Linked DNA regions of Homo sapiens: all the other regions are linked to region 2. Evidence: chromatin loops called from intact Hi-C (ENCODE). Cell type or tissue: IMR-90. All regions are shown on one strand.

The links. Peaks named below come from ENCODE experiments on the same cell type or tissue, not always from the same donor. Only the 100,000 strongest peaks of a DNase experiment are listed, where the experiment ranks them.
Region 1: it touches region 2 in a loop (20-fold over the local background); 53 of 110 quality-filtered maps call a loop at or near these places.
Region 3: a loop joins it to region 2, with 9 times the contacts of the local background. A loop is called at or near these places in 56 of 110 quality-filtered maps.

What each region holds. Positions count from the first base shown.
Region 1 is chr11:87,350,372-87,355,371 of GRCh38, forward strand. No RefSeq gene overlaps it. Among named protein-coding and RNA genes, the nearest start is that of TMEM135, 310 kb to the left of the region's middle. In IMR-90, a CTCF peak has its summit at 2,556 (motif pointing right); DNase peaks (open chromatin) are centred at 2,600 and 2,880.
Region 2 is chr11:88,541,867-88,546,866 of GRCh38, forward strand. The region is part of intron 8 of GRM5 (glutamate metabotropic receptor 5); the gene reads right to left. Among named protein-coding and RNA genes, the nearest start is that of GRM5-AS1, 40 kb to the left of the region's middle. In IMR-90, a CTCF peak has its summit at 2,670 (motif pointing left); a DNase peak (open chromatin) is centred at 2,655; H3K27ac peaks cover 606 bases.
Region 3 is chr11:88,230,073-88,235,072 of GRCh38, forward strand. No RefSeq gene overlaps it. Among named protein-coding and RNA genes, the nearest start is that of MIR3166, 56 kb to the left of the region's middle. In IMR-90, a CTCF peak has its summit at 2,007 (motif pointing right); no DNase peak of the experiment used is centred here.

The DNA of each region.
Region 1 (5,000 bases), 1.2 Mb before region 2:
CTGTAATTGCATGAACCAGTTTTTCTAGTAAATCCCTGTCCTATCTGTGTACATATCCTATTGATTCTGTCTCTCTGGAGAACCCTAATGAATACAGATGTGGTATTAGGGAAGCCAGATATCATTCCTTCTTACTATATTCCTTCTGACACAATGGAAGAGATCTGTGAGATTGTTCACTCACAAAAAAGTATATGAGGCTACTTAATGGTGAAAGAAAAGTTTAAAAGTGAATTATTATTGGTGCTTCAGAAGCAGAAAATTGCTTAATTGCAATGGCCAAGCAGTAACCAGACCTTCAAATGGACAGCATATACTTACAAAATTTGTAGACCACAACCACTCAACAAATACAAGTGTAGCTAATGTTTTGAAGATCATACAAGAAGTGAAAATGCAGATGAAAAATACAAATCTCCCCTGCCAGGATATTCAATTATGTACAACTTCTGCCTCTCCACAAATATTGCCAATTCACTACGCTATGTGTTTCATTTTCACATCACTTCTAATACCAGAGGTTTAAGTTGTGTACATTCTTTTAGAGAGTTCTAATTTGTGCTTTTCTTTTTTTGCAAGTTTGACTCCATGAAAGTATATTATCACAACATCGACTTTGTGTGTAAACATTGTGCATGTATGTAAAAACATTGAAACTTCCTCAATAAGTGAAGAGATGTCCTTTTTGTACATGAGCATTTGTGAAAGATAAAATTTCTTGAGATCTCAGCTCTGTGGGTGACTGCATATGCAGTGGTGACCCATCGCGGTTTTGGATTAAACTTGTCAAAAGCCTTAGGTTGTCTGTCATGGTATTTCAGACAACTGCAGTTATAAAGCTTGGTGATATGTGTTTATGCATTTCCCTTTTTGAGCTGTTTCTTTATGAATATAATTTGTCTGTCATAACCATTATACTTCTGAGACTCTCATTAATATACCTGAATGTTTATGCTTGCACAACTATGGACTTTGTTATTACCTAGTTCATTGTGAAAAGGTGGCCTATGAAGTGTTCTATCATGTTTTTATATGTTTTTCAAATAAACCTCCCTAAAAAATATAAATATCTTTTAAAGAATTAACACATTTTTTTTTGTCAGAGTTATATTTTCTGGATTTTTATCTTTTGAGATTTCAACATTCGGGATTATGGCATTCAGGATTGTGTCTTTGGGGATTATGATCGGCTTTGTCATAGGCAGGCCATCATTCCTCTTTGGATCTTGAAAGGTTCGTTTTCTCTCCAAGAGAACGCTCCTTTTCTGTTTATAGAGATTTGTATTTGACAACTAATTCAGCACAGTTTTAACCTGTAATGGCAGTAAACCTAGTCTCAATTTTCATGGGATGGGAGAGGTGGGTCGTTGTAATGTAATGTTGATTTTGTGGACTCAGAGTTTTTGCTTTGGAGTTGCTTGTTGAATCAACTGATTACCAAAGCAGACTCATTTCCTTTCCCCACAGACCTGCCCTTTTCTTTCAGTTCCAGCATCAGGTGGCTTTACTTCTCTCTTTCTCATTTAGGTGACATCTTTTACTCCTTCCTCTTTCTTCCTCTTTGGCCATCAAAGTCCTGGAGATTCAACTTCTGCAATATCTTCCATCTGTTTCCTCTCTATCCCTCCTACCCACTCTCTCATCAAACTCCAGAATGTGGGTTTCACGAGAGAAGAGATTTTTGTATGAACAGCATCTGGCTCATAACAGGCTTGTCATTTTCTGTTGGATGTTGAGTGAATTATGTTGTAACAAATGCTGCAGCCATTTTTCCTAACCAATCTCTGCACACTGGCCTCTTAAATAGATCTTTAAGAAACAACCGATATTCTTGTTTCAAACCTTCCAGTGGCTTATCTTAGGCCTCAGAAGAAAAGTTCAAACCCAGAAACTGGCTTACATCACAGGTTATCATAACTTCAAGTTCCAACCGTTTCTGGGTCCTGGTACCCCCCTGTACCCCCCCCCCTCCACATACACAATATTTGGCAGCTACACTTGCTGTTTCCTGGACCCGTTGTTTTCACTGTCCCATTCCTTTGCTCGGAATGTTTTCCCTTTTGTCACCTACTGAAATCTTACCCATCCTTTGCACCCTTGATGACACCTAAAAACCAGCTCCTGATATTCAATGACTTGTCACCTCATCTTTGCCCCTGCAGGTTGTTGAATCTATTTTGCCACTATGTCTTAGATTTTGGTTAATTGCAAATATCTGAGCATATGGGTCCCATGAAGGAAGGGACCTTAGCTTGGTAATTTCTAATCCGTGTGCCTAGCATAGTGTATGGCACAAAGTAAGTGCCCAATACATGGTGGAGAGTCTTGTTCTTTTTGATGGAGATGCTACTCTTACTATTGTAATTAATGCGATTATGATGACAGAGGGATCAGCCTGAACAAAGGCTTAGGGCAGAGGGCAGGATGGCTGGAAAGATGCGTGGTGTTGATATAGTATTGACGTCATTACTGTCATGCAGTGGTGGCTATCGTGATCCCCGCCGCACAGGCGGTTCCTTGGGACCTCTGGGGGCCAGTCATGCCAGATCTGGCCACTAGGTGGCACCCGTGTTCCACGAGCGCTAGTCGGAGAGCAACCCGCGGGCTTGGGCTCAGGCTCAGTGCAGGATCTGGCTTGCTGACGCTTGCCTGGCCAGATTGGTGTTCAGCCCTGCCCCACGTTGGCACCCTAGAACGTTGGCACCCTAGGCTGGCAGGATCCCTCGACTGGCCACAAACCCAGCTTCTGCAGGCTCGACCCCAGTCAGGTCCCACAAACATTGATTTGTAATTACTGTTTCCTGCAGATTGGGCGATGCCCCTCTCCTAGGCAGCCCATCTGGCCATTAGTCGGGTTGGCAGGAAGTGCTGAGAAGGTCTAAGTCCCAGATCAGACGGGGCACAAGTGAATCATCAGCTCTCTCAGTCATAGAGTCAGCCCTTCAGTGGTGTATACCAAGAGTGCCAGATCTGAAAAAATGTTTTCTCTAGGCAGCCTCCTACTGTCCTGCCTCCCTGCACCCAGCCTAGCCCTCGGAAATGTCACACATCTACCTGTCTTTATAATTATGGCCCAACCACTGTCTAGCGTTTCCTCTGAGCAACAGATGACTTGCAAAAAATGGGTGTCACAATGTGTTGGAGGGAGATTGAGAGTAGCCTTCTGCAAAGAGGATGCCCGGATGTACTCAGGCAGGCGAGCTGATCCTCTTTGGGGCCTGTCCTGGCCACATGTGCCATCTTCCTTCTGTAGCTGTCTCAGGCTCATCTTCCCAGCAGAGGCTTCCTTCGTCCTCGACACCTAGGCTCTGTGGGCACCCAGACCTTGTCCCTAAACTGTCAGTGGGTAACACAGCTCTTGGCACTGTCTTTTTAAAGTCCACTTCCAAGTCAAAGGTTGTTAGGGGCTGTTAGCTCTCATTTGGGAGCCGGAGTTCTTACTGTAATTGTTCATGAGCTCATGGAAATAGAGGGGTTTAGTTTGTCTGTTTCATACTCAAGCACAAAAGGGGATATGATGAGAACCCTCATGTAGTCATGTACTTATGCATTATATGTATCACATCTGTGCAGGGTTCTGGAAGGGGTGATGTCTTTGAGGTGTTTATATGGCCTATGACACAGGACACAAGAGGCTTAATCCTTCCCCACCCCACATCCACACATGCTCTGGGGGGAATGTGTTACACAGGAAGAGCCAGGCTAGGAAGGCTTCTGCCTGGTCTGCTGTGTGGAAGCAGGGAGGGACTGGGGCGGGGAAGGCAGGGTATAGGAAGCCATTTAGAGCCTGGATCACAACCAGGAAATTACTCCTCTGCTCCAAAAAAGCTTAAAATACCTTCTCTTCCACCAAAGAAAACTCACAGGATGAAAATACATCTAAGAGAGGAACTCAACAGAGCATGAAATAGAGATAAAGCTGTATCTGCTCAAACCATTCTGGGCTTTGGGCCCCAAAGGAAGTGCACTTCCCTGGCAGGTGTGAGGACGACAGAGTGTTTGGCTCGTCAGGTAAACCCTGAGAAAGGGTATATAATCGTCAGGTAAACACTGAGTAGGGATATAATTCCTTCTGTGAATCCCACCTAGGGCCCTAGTGCTGAAGGATAGGAGAGCAGCCTGGAGCACAGGAAAGACGACTAGCAGAATTTAGGGCCTGCTGGCTGGGCACGGTGGCTCGCGCCTGTAATCCCAGCACTTTTGGAGGCAGAGGCAGGTGGATCATTTGAGGTCAGGAGTTCAGTACTAGCCTGGCCAACATGATGAAACCCCTGTCTCTACTAAAAATACAAAAATTAGCCGGGCAGTAGTGGTGCACAGCTGTAATCCCAGCTACTCGGGAGGCTGAGGCAGGAGAATTGCTGGAGCCTGGGAGGCGGAAGTTTCAGTGAGCCAAGATCGCACCACTGCACACCAGTCTGGATGAGAGAGTGAGAGTGAGAACCTGTCTCAAAAAAAAAAATAAAAATAAAAATAAAAAAATGTAGGACCTGCTGAGGAGAAGTGGAAATAAAGCAGACCTCAGGACTTTTGTCTTGGACACAGGAATGTTAGAGGCTTTCACCAGCCCTTGGAGAGGAGGAGATTGGAGCTGAGGTCAGGATGTCAGAACCTGCTGTTCACTGGAGACACTTGATCCAGGTGATACCAAAATGTATGTTGGGAAACCACAGAAGCAATGGACACATTTTTTTTTTCAAACTATGAGCAGAACAAAGCCTTTTTTTGGCACTTTAGACAAATCACCCCTCCATCCACCTTCCCCGTCTCATGGTGCTGATCTTCCAGGTTTAGCAGAACAAGCTTTCTGGTTCCTACTCCTGGTGAGCCTTCAAGGAGAATTCCATCTGCCTCAGAGAGTTCAGGCCTGAAAGGGCATGAAAAGAGAACATCTTTTTTTGCACCCGTAAAATAGGCACCAGCCTCTCCATCCAGGCTGCCTTCCAGAGGTGGTGTGAGATCAAATGAGACAATGCATGAGAAAGCACTTTGCAGAGCGT
Region 2 (5,000 bases):
GAGGAAGGGAGGTGATTGGATCGTGAGGGGGAGTTTCCCCCATGCTCTTCTCATGATAGTGAGTGACTTCTTGTGAGATCTAAAGGTTTTACAGGGGCTCTTCCCCCTTAGCTTTCTCTTCTCTCTCCTGCTCCCTTGTGAAGAAGGTACCTGCTTAACATTTGGCCATGATTGTAAGTTTCCTGAAGCCTCCCCAGCCATGTGGAACTGGGAGTCAATTAAACCTCTTTCCTTTATAAATTACCCAATCTCATGTAGTACCTTTATAGAAGGGTGAGAGCAGACTAATACACTATGAGATATGTACTATTATTATCCCCCTTTCACCGATAAAAATAACTGAGGCACAGAGTGGCTGGGTAGCTTGCTGAAAGTCACACAGTTAGATGAGGCAAAGCCAGGACTCATATTTGGGCTGTTGAACACTGAGGCTTGTATTGTAGAACACTAGATTAAAGAAAATAACCAAAATTACCAAAGGCATGGCTAAAAAGGAAAAAACAAACAAACAAAAATCAAGTAGAGGGCAAAGAATAAAGAAGAGAAAGAGGAAGAGCAAGCATACGTAACAGGCACTATACTCAGAGCTTTTTAAACATTGTTTCAAACATTGTCTCTTTACAACCCTAGGGAGGGGTATTGATGATCCTGTTTAAAAGAGATCTATTGGTCACAAAGTTTATAAATGTTGATGTTGGAATTCAAAGCTAGGTTCTTCTGTTTGTAAATGATATACTTAAACATATATTGTGTATTTTCTAGATACCTGGCATAGTACTTGGTTTTCTACTTGACATCCAGAAAATACATTTCACAGCCTCTCAACTCAAGGAGCTTAGAATCCAATGGGGATGATAAACATTGGCTGTCATAGACAAACAAATAGAGCACACTAAACTCATGGTAAAGATAATAACACCTGCCGGGCTTGGTGGCTTATGTCTGTACTCGCAGCACTTTGGGAGGAAGAGGCTGGTGGATCACCTGAGGTCAGGAGTTCGAGACCAGCCTGGCCAACATGGTGAAACCCCGTCTCTACTAAAAATACAAAATTAGCTAGGTATGGTGGCACATACCTGTAATCCCAGCTACAAAGGAGGCTGAGGCAGGAGAATCACCTGAGCCCGGGAAGTGGAGGTTGCAGTAAGCTGAGATTGGGCCACTGCACTCCAGCCTGGGCGACAGAACAAGACTTCATTTCAAAAAAGGTTAATAACACCTAGGTGTCCTAGAATGAAAAAATAAATCTCCTAGAACTAAAATGGAAAATGCCGTGGTGTAATTTGAACTTACCCTGGCCTGAGAGGCACAAGCTTGGCACACTGTGCACAACAACTATTTGTTAACTGCATAAGCGATAAGAGCTGATTAAGTGAAAAGACATGATATTCTTTATCTGTTACCTTTCTTTCTCACATGGGGCCTTGTAGAGCTGACCGTTTAAGCTTTCTCCTTCAAGCCTAGGAAGAGGGCAGGGTGCAGAATGTGTCATTGGAAGAAACAAATGGGTGCAAGCTGACTGCCTTGCTTGTGACTGTCACGTTCACCACAAATAAAATAGCAGAAGGTTTCTGAAGGCAGGGACCATGTATGTATCCCAGTGCCCACAACAGTGAGTGGGGCCTGGCAAGACTCAATAATAAAAAAAGTGCTGAATGAGAGAATAAATAAATGAGAAAGAAAAATATTATTTCAGGGAAGACATAGAGAAATCAGAGAAGAGGAAAAAAAAAACCCACAACCAGGACCCATACCATCATGTTATCCTTTTTTTTTTTTTTTTGAGGCCTTTCCTGTCCTCTCTCATCATTATTTCCCTTTTTGTATACCCACAAAGGATCGAGTTATCTATACTTCCTTACTAACATTATTTTTTATGAGTCTGAATTTATTATGAAGAGAAAAGTTATCTGGGGGAAGGATGGTATTGTATTCATTTTTATATCTCCAGTGCCTAACCTATCATCTAGCCCATAGCAGATAACATGGTTGCTATAGCTTGAAAATGTCACCAAAAGTTCACGTGTTGAAAACTTAATTGCCGTGTAACAGTATTAAGAGGTGGGACATTTAGGGGTGATTTTGTGAGGGCTCTGCCCTCACGAATGGATTAATGTTGTTATCATGGGAGTGGGTTAGTTATTGGGAGAGTTGGCTCCTGGTAAAAAGATAAGTTTGTCTCCCATTTGCTCTCACTCTCTCTCTCTCTCACACACACACATACACATACACATACACATGCTCTCTTGCCCTTCCACCATGGGATGACCCTCCCCAGATGCTGGTGCCATGGTCTTGGATTTCCCAGTCTTCAGAACTGAGAAATAAATTTCATTTAAATAGTGTTACCCAGTCCGTGGTATTCTCTTATAGCAACACAAAACAGACTAGGAAAATGGTGAAATGGTACCTGTTTATTATGATTGCTTGGGTCATAACATTCACTGAGCAGACAAGCCTTGCTTTCCTGTGACTGACTTCTGGTCACTCTTTTCTTTCCTAGCCCAGCCTTGTGTTTGCTGTCTGGTTCACATTTTAGACTTTTCTACTCCTTGTATTACGGACTTCCTTCATTTCACAAAGCTTAACTTCATTCTCCGTAAATGTGTGCATTGCCTCCTTGTGTCTCCTTGAGTGAAACTCCCCACTAACCTCTGTTTTGGGCTTTCTCCCCACTCCTGTGAGGCTCTGCTGCCCTCTAGGGGGCCTTGTTCATCACACACTTCTCAGGGCCCAGTTGGATCTGCACTTGGCAATACAGTCCTAGTGTAGGAGTGTCATGACAGTGCTGCAAAGCCTCAGTGCTCCTTTTCCTGCTCCTACAGTCCCCAGTATAAAATGTGTGGCTATATAATGCAGTTGATTTAGGAACATTAAACTTGGGCATAAGCAAGCAAGAAGTCTGTCAAGAACTGAAACTCATTACAAGAGGAGGCTGGAAGAGGCTACCACAGGGTCTCAGTGCTCTTGGTACCAACGAAATCCTTGGCTATGAGTATCACACCTGCATCTTGATAGTTTGCACATTATATTAAGGTTTGCACTATAGAATCCGGTAGCCAACTAATGAGAATGTTCTATTTGACGAATGAACATTGATTTACATCTTTGCCTGGGCCTTTGGGAGACAAAAAACTTCCTCAAAGAGATGGGACCTGAAATTGCTTTTTGCTAAACCCTCAACCAACATCTGGTTTCCATACCCAATGATGACTCTTAACTCTATCTAACCTGACTCATCTGCAACTGGAACTATTGACTACTTCTTCATCTTTGAAACACATTTTTCCTGTCATGCTATCACTTGTATCTGGGTCTCAGTTCTTGGACTTTCTTTATTTATCTAGTCTCTGGGCTCTGTTCTTGGTTCTTCCAAATTGTGCTTACAAACAAACCCCAAACTCTCCTAATTATTGGTCCAATTTTCTTGCAGTTTCCTGGACTTGTTCACTTAGATGTCTCTTAGAAATTTTAAATTTAATAGTTCCAAAAACAAACACATATTTCTTCAAACCTATTCTCTTTTACCTTACCCACCCCAATCCAAATTATTTCTAATTTAGTCCTATTATTATCAAATGCAGTTGGCCCCCCCTCCCCCACCCTTTGATTCTCTAGTCTGAACCTTTCTTTGAGCTCATAGGACATAATATAAACATGTCCAAACTTAGTTATCAATTTTACCCTTCAAACCTCTTCTCCTTGAGGTTGAATTACACAGGTCCAAATCCTCCATTCACAAAGGTAAAATCTAGCACCCATCTTTAAGTATTCTCTTTTCTTTATACGCAACATTCAATCAGTTATTAAGTTTCATCATTATACATTCTAGTTGAAACCATCGTGATTTCTCACCTATCCTGTTGCAATGGACATCTGATTTCCCTCTTCTCTTCTTGTCACTCTAAATTTTATTCTATCTACAGAAACCAGAAAGATATCTTGAACATATTAATCTTATGATGTAACTCCTCTTCTCAAAGCTTCCGAAGCTTCCTATCACATTCAGGACAATATACAAAATATATATTTTGTATATTGTCTGATCCCCAATCCTCACCTAGTCTGATCCCCAAATACCAGTCCACATTTTTCTGTTGTCATTCTCTCCTTTTCTCATTTTACTTTAATCACAATGGAGTTTTTGCTAGTCTCCTAAAATGAAAATCTGTTTCCTGCCTTAAGATCTTTTTGGTTGTTGCTGTCTTTGCTTGGGATACATACCTCCACCTCCCAGAACTCTGTGTGTCTTATTTTCTCGCTTCATTCTTCCTTCTCTTTAACTTATTCAGAAGGCTGTTCATGACACTGTATCTAAACATATCTAAAATTAGTCCCAAATCAATTTCACTGTAATACCTCATCTTGCTTCTCTTTTTTTAATGACAATTAATACTATGTATTTGTTTATGTTTTATTGGCATTCTCTCTGACTATAGTTGAAGTTCTTTGAGAGCTGAGATTTTAGGTTGTTCTTCATTTTATCCTCAAAGCATAGAACAGTTTCTGGCACACAGCATATTCTCAATGAATAGTTACTGAATGTGCTAATGAGTAAAGTCAAGATATTAAATTATAGCTAAAGTTCCCCAGAATTGTCCTCTATTACAATGACTTTTGCTTTGCTTTATGTTTAATAATTATATATGTTAAAACTTTTGTTGCAGTTTGCTTGGAATTTGGCTAAATGGAGTTTTCTTTTAGGAAGATGTATACACATATATATGTTCATAGCCATTTCAGTGAATGGTAAAGTCTTAATATGGGCCCTATGTGTTCAAAACTTCTGTAGACTAGATAGTGAAGAAAGACTTTGTACGTGGTGTAAGCTTGATGCGTGGGGATAAATTTCATGCTAATGAGATTCATGTAAATGAATTTCTGTAAATTCAATGAATTTACTTTGTAGAAACAGCAATGTACAAGAACAATTTGAGTGGTGAGGGAGCTTGGTTTATGCAGAAGATTAATGCTGAGGAGAAGCATAAGGTTAAATTGAA
Region 3 (5,000 bases), 310 kb before region 2:
ACCTGGACACCAACTAAATCAGTCTTCAGGCTCTGGTGGTAGTAGCAGTGGGGTCCTTTCAGGCCCCAGAGCAACTTACACTGGCTCTAGTGTTTGTGAGTCTGGGAGGACTGATTCTTGAGCCTTCACGTGGCTTGCTTAGAAATTAATAGTAAGAGCAGTGGTCCCAGTGTGTGGGTGGGTTCTTAGGACCCTTGGTAGCTAATGTGGTATGGGTGATGGTAGTAGCAATGGTGGTGCAACCCACTGGGACCCAAGCAACGCATGTTGTTGTTGCTGGAAGCTGTGATGGGTTGGGTGGGCTAGTCTCCAGTCCCACAGCCACCTGTAGCAGGGCAGTAAGCATTGTCCTAACTGTGCTTAGGAGAGCTTTGTCTCACTTATCCCTTTCCCAGCTGGGTGGCAGCTGCAACTATGTCACCTCAAACTTGGCCCAAGGTTGGGGCACAGCCCAGTATTAAGTTCTCAGAATGGCACTCTGGGCCTGTGACCAGGGAGTGTAAGGTCCCTTCAGGCAAGAAGCATGGGCAAGAAGCTATGGGAAAAGCAGTTTACTTGAGTCTTGGTCTTACAGCAGCCCGTAGTAGGGTACTGGGTATTGACCTAGATGTGCATTGGGAAGCCTGGCTTTCCTATACCTCTTTAACTGGGCATTAGCTGAAGCCATGTCAAGTCAAACTCATCTCAAGGGCAGGGGACAACCAAGCATTAAACTCTCAAAATGGCACCTTGAGTCTATAGTCAGGGAGGGTGGGTCTCCTCCCATGCAGGCAGTGTGGGCATGAAGCTGTGGAGAATACAGTCCACTTGTGTCTCAATCTCACAGCAGCCTGTTGCAGGGAAGTAAATATTGTCTTAGATATACATAGGATACCTTTGTCTTCTTGTTCCTCCTTGGCCAGATGGCAGCTACAACCACATCAGCCTGAACTCAGGCCTAAGGTGACATATGGCTCAGCCTTAAACTCTCAAAATGGCACTCACCCTGGGCCTGGGACCCAGGGTGGGCAGAGTACCTTCCAGTCTAGCAGTATGGGCAAGAAGCTATGGGGAATATGGTCCACTTACATCTCAGTCTCACAGCAGCCCACAGCAGGGCAGCAAGCACCCTCCTAGGGGTGCATGGGAGTGCCCAGCCTCTTCTTTCTCTTGTTGGAGCAGTGCAGTAGCCCCAGCCATGTTTGTAGATCTCCAGTATCTAGGCTCTCAAGATAGCTCCCAGCTGAGGCTGCTCCAAGCTCAGGTGCCTGTGAAATTTTGCATGGGTTCTCTTTCTGGAGAAACATCTCTTTGCAATCTTTAGCCAGCTCTGTATGTCAAGCCCAAGGCCCTAACGAGTTAAGGGTTTCTTTGGTGGCCATGATAGTAAAAGCTGATTTTGGAACCCCGGGGGTTTCTCTTTTACTATTTCCCCATGTCCAGGAGGCTCTCCTAACTTTTAGCTGGTTCCTGGCTGGGCAAGCTGTCTTGCTCTCTCTTTACCTATTTCGGGTGCTTCTTGTCACTGCTCTGGGGAATCCTAGCATTGTGCCCTATATGATCTGTTTAAAATGTGAGTATCTGCCAACTATTCTGATATCTACTTACTATCCTGGTTCCTCTCCTAGGAGGAGGCACATATTACCTATGTCTAGCTGGCCATCTTTATATGATGCACAGTGAGTTTCATGGATATGCACCCAGAGCAGGTCCCCATCTACCAGCCAGTTGTCACTATTTTTAACTGTCACTTTAATTTCCCTAGAATCTAATAATGCTGCCCTCACTTTTATTCCTGTGTTTTGTGCTAACATTTAATCTTCATAACCACCTTATATAATAGGTATTATTTTCCATTTTTATAGAAAAGCAAACAAATCACAAAGAGCTAAGAAGCTGCCCAAGTTTACTTGGATATTGAGCACAAAGTCAGGACTCAGAGCAAGGTCTGTAGCCTCAAAAGCCTCTATTCTATACAACCATGCCATACTCACTTAGAACCGTAATATGGAGCAAAGCCACTAGGTGGAACCCCATAAAATCTGCGCTTGCCACAGGCCCAACATTAATCACTTTAGTCCATCGGATGCTGATGCTGGAAAGGATGAAGCAAATCAGTGATCCTACCCCTTCATTCTCACAGAGGAGAAATCTGAGAACTAGCTAAGGAAGAGAATTGCCTAGGTCACACATTGATTTAGTAACATGCCCCAAATCAGCACCCAGAGTGTGTATTGCCGTAGGTCTTTGCATTTGCCACAGTTATTGTTTTTCTTCCATGGTTATAAACAGAAAAGATGTACAGCTTACATAAAATCAGGAGAAATATCTGATCCATCTTTTCTATGGCAAGACAAAGCAGGGTTGGAAAACGTTAATTAGCTTGTGAACACACACTCTCAGCCAGAGGAAGTGTGCTTCATAGTCAAGGCTCACAACAGTGTGCATTAGAATAAAAGTATCTATGTTTCCTCTTCTAGATCATCAAAGGGTTTTTACATCACTTGCCTACTGCAACTAAATGCCAGGGCTTGGGCATACTGAGGGGAAAAGGCTGTCTAGTTTTTCTGCTCACAAATGTTGTGGTCGGAGGCAAGTTTTCTGCTCACTGCTTCCACGGAGTAAAATGGTACCATCTGCTGTGCCTAATGGGCACAATCAGAGTGCGGAGTTATGGGGTCTTGAGATGAGATGATTGTAAGAAAAAAACTGATTATGACAGACGATCATTGATAGCTTTGCTGTCCCTTCAGTTCTATCATAACCCCTTTTACACAATGACAACCTGCTACCATGCCACTGTCCTAGAAGGGAATCTCACAATTGCATGCAGCAATCTCAAAAATAGAAATGATACAACAAATAAGGATGGTTATATTGTTGAAAATAACGCTGTTCAAAAATTGTTTAAAACAGTTAGCTTTTTCTATGCTATCTCATTCCTCCCAGCTAGATTTACCTTTAAAAGAACACTAAATGAGACTTTATCCTCACAGCTGAAAAAATCTGGTCTTCTGATAGAAAGCTTTTGTGTCAGTTAATATATTTATACAAAAGGTAGAGTAGCTAGAAATAGAGGTGCTCCATATATAAAGATTAATTAAACTTCTAGAATTTTCATTGCTAAATTTGTAAATTCAAAATAAAAACATAAATCACTTTTATAAAAAAAAGGGAAAGAAATGTCTTACAACCTTTACAGAAAAGGATATAAGAATTAACTTACTATTTATTGCAACCAAATCTGTGAGTTGGGTAATATTATTCCAATGTTTCAGAAAAAAAAGTTAAGAACAACAAAAAATAAATTGTACAACGGGTAAATGTCAGAGCTGGAATTCTGTATTTGATCTTTTTTGGCTCCAAAGCCTGTCATTCGAACCACTACACACTTAGGGTCACTATTAGGCCCTGTATTCTACCTCTTTTTCATTTTTAAAGAAATAACTGGCAAAAATTTCTCATAGTGGCGTATTATATAGAATTGTTTTCTTTTACCTTTAATTTTCTAACAACAGACATAAAAACAAAACAGGAGAAAAATACACAATATTGTTGCTAAAACAGTGAATGCTGTAGAACAAAATGATAGGTGATATGTGTGTGTATATATCCTTCTTTCTCTTCTTTTCCATATGTAGTTACATTATTTTAAAACTTAAAGAAGAGTATTAAGGAGACGGGACAGAAGTTAATATAAAAATACTTAAGAATTCTGAAAAAGCCGGCAACTTTTCTTTCTACCTTGTGATAAGTCTGAGATGACACCCTTTGACACCGTTTTCCTCCTCCCTATCCATTCTCAGTATCTAGAGCCCTGACATCACACACACACACACACACACACACACACACACACACACACACAATATTGCCACATTTCCTACTTTCTCTTTGATAATACCCATTCAAACTGAGCTTTGCACCTCTAGAATTGGTTCTCCTGGTTCCTGGAGTCCCTCCTGCTGTGAGATTTGCTCTGACTCTGGACTATCCCTGCCTGCTTACTACCTACCCTCCTTTTCTTACACTTTTCTCACCAATAATTAAGGAACACATGCATTTTTCTAAACAAACCAAAATATGCTGTAGCTCTGTGCCTTAGTACAAGCTTCCCCTCAGAAAAATCCTTTCCACTTAGTTACCTCAAACTACTTACCTTTTAGGTATGTCCTCCATCCTGGGGCCTTCCCTACATTACACTCTCACTCCCCAGTGGTTGCTTGTTCCATCCTTAAGTCTGTGTACTCTTTTCCTGCCCCTCCTTTAGATTTGCCATTTTATAATACAAATATTTGTTCATATTTATCTATTCCTTTGGTCTATGAGATCCTTAAAAGCAGAGATCTGGTCTTGTTTGACTTTATAACTTCATATCCTAGCATAGTACCTTCATAAAGTAGCTATTCAATAGTAGTAATAATAATGTCAATGATGATGATGACAACGACGATGAAGAATGGATGGATGGATGGATGGATAGATTAATGGATCAACAATGAAACAGATCAATAAATGAAACGATATACATAAGCAGTAGGTGAGATGTTTGAAATTCCACCAACAAAAAACCGACTATGAGGCCTGGTATAGTTTGTGTGCAAATCCTCTGTCTTGTCTTCTTGGCTGTGAAATCTGTCTGGGGTGGCTACTCCAACAGTGTCTCCAGCCCTGCTTTCTACTAAAGTACAAGCCTGTTAGAAGTTGCTCCATGCATAGAAAGACCTCACAATGTCGGATCCTGGATTCTGCTTCTCAATCTGCCTTAAATTAGGCTGTAACCTTGGCCAAGTTGCTGTAATTTTCCTAAGAAAATTCTGTTTCTTCATCTAAAATGGGAATAGTAACCCATGCCCACATTTCCACCCCATGTGAGGTATTATGAAGGTGTGATACATGACAGGCTTGCAAACAATAAAGTGTGATGCAAATTTAAGGGCTATTACTAAATGTCGTTTCTCTTCTTATGTATACGGTCCTGAATTTACTCTCAGGTGAATTTTTTTTTTTCATGTCAGCTA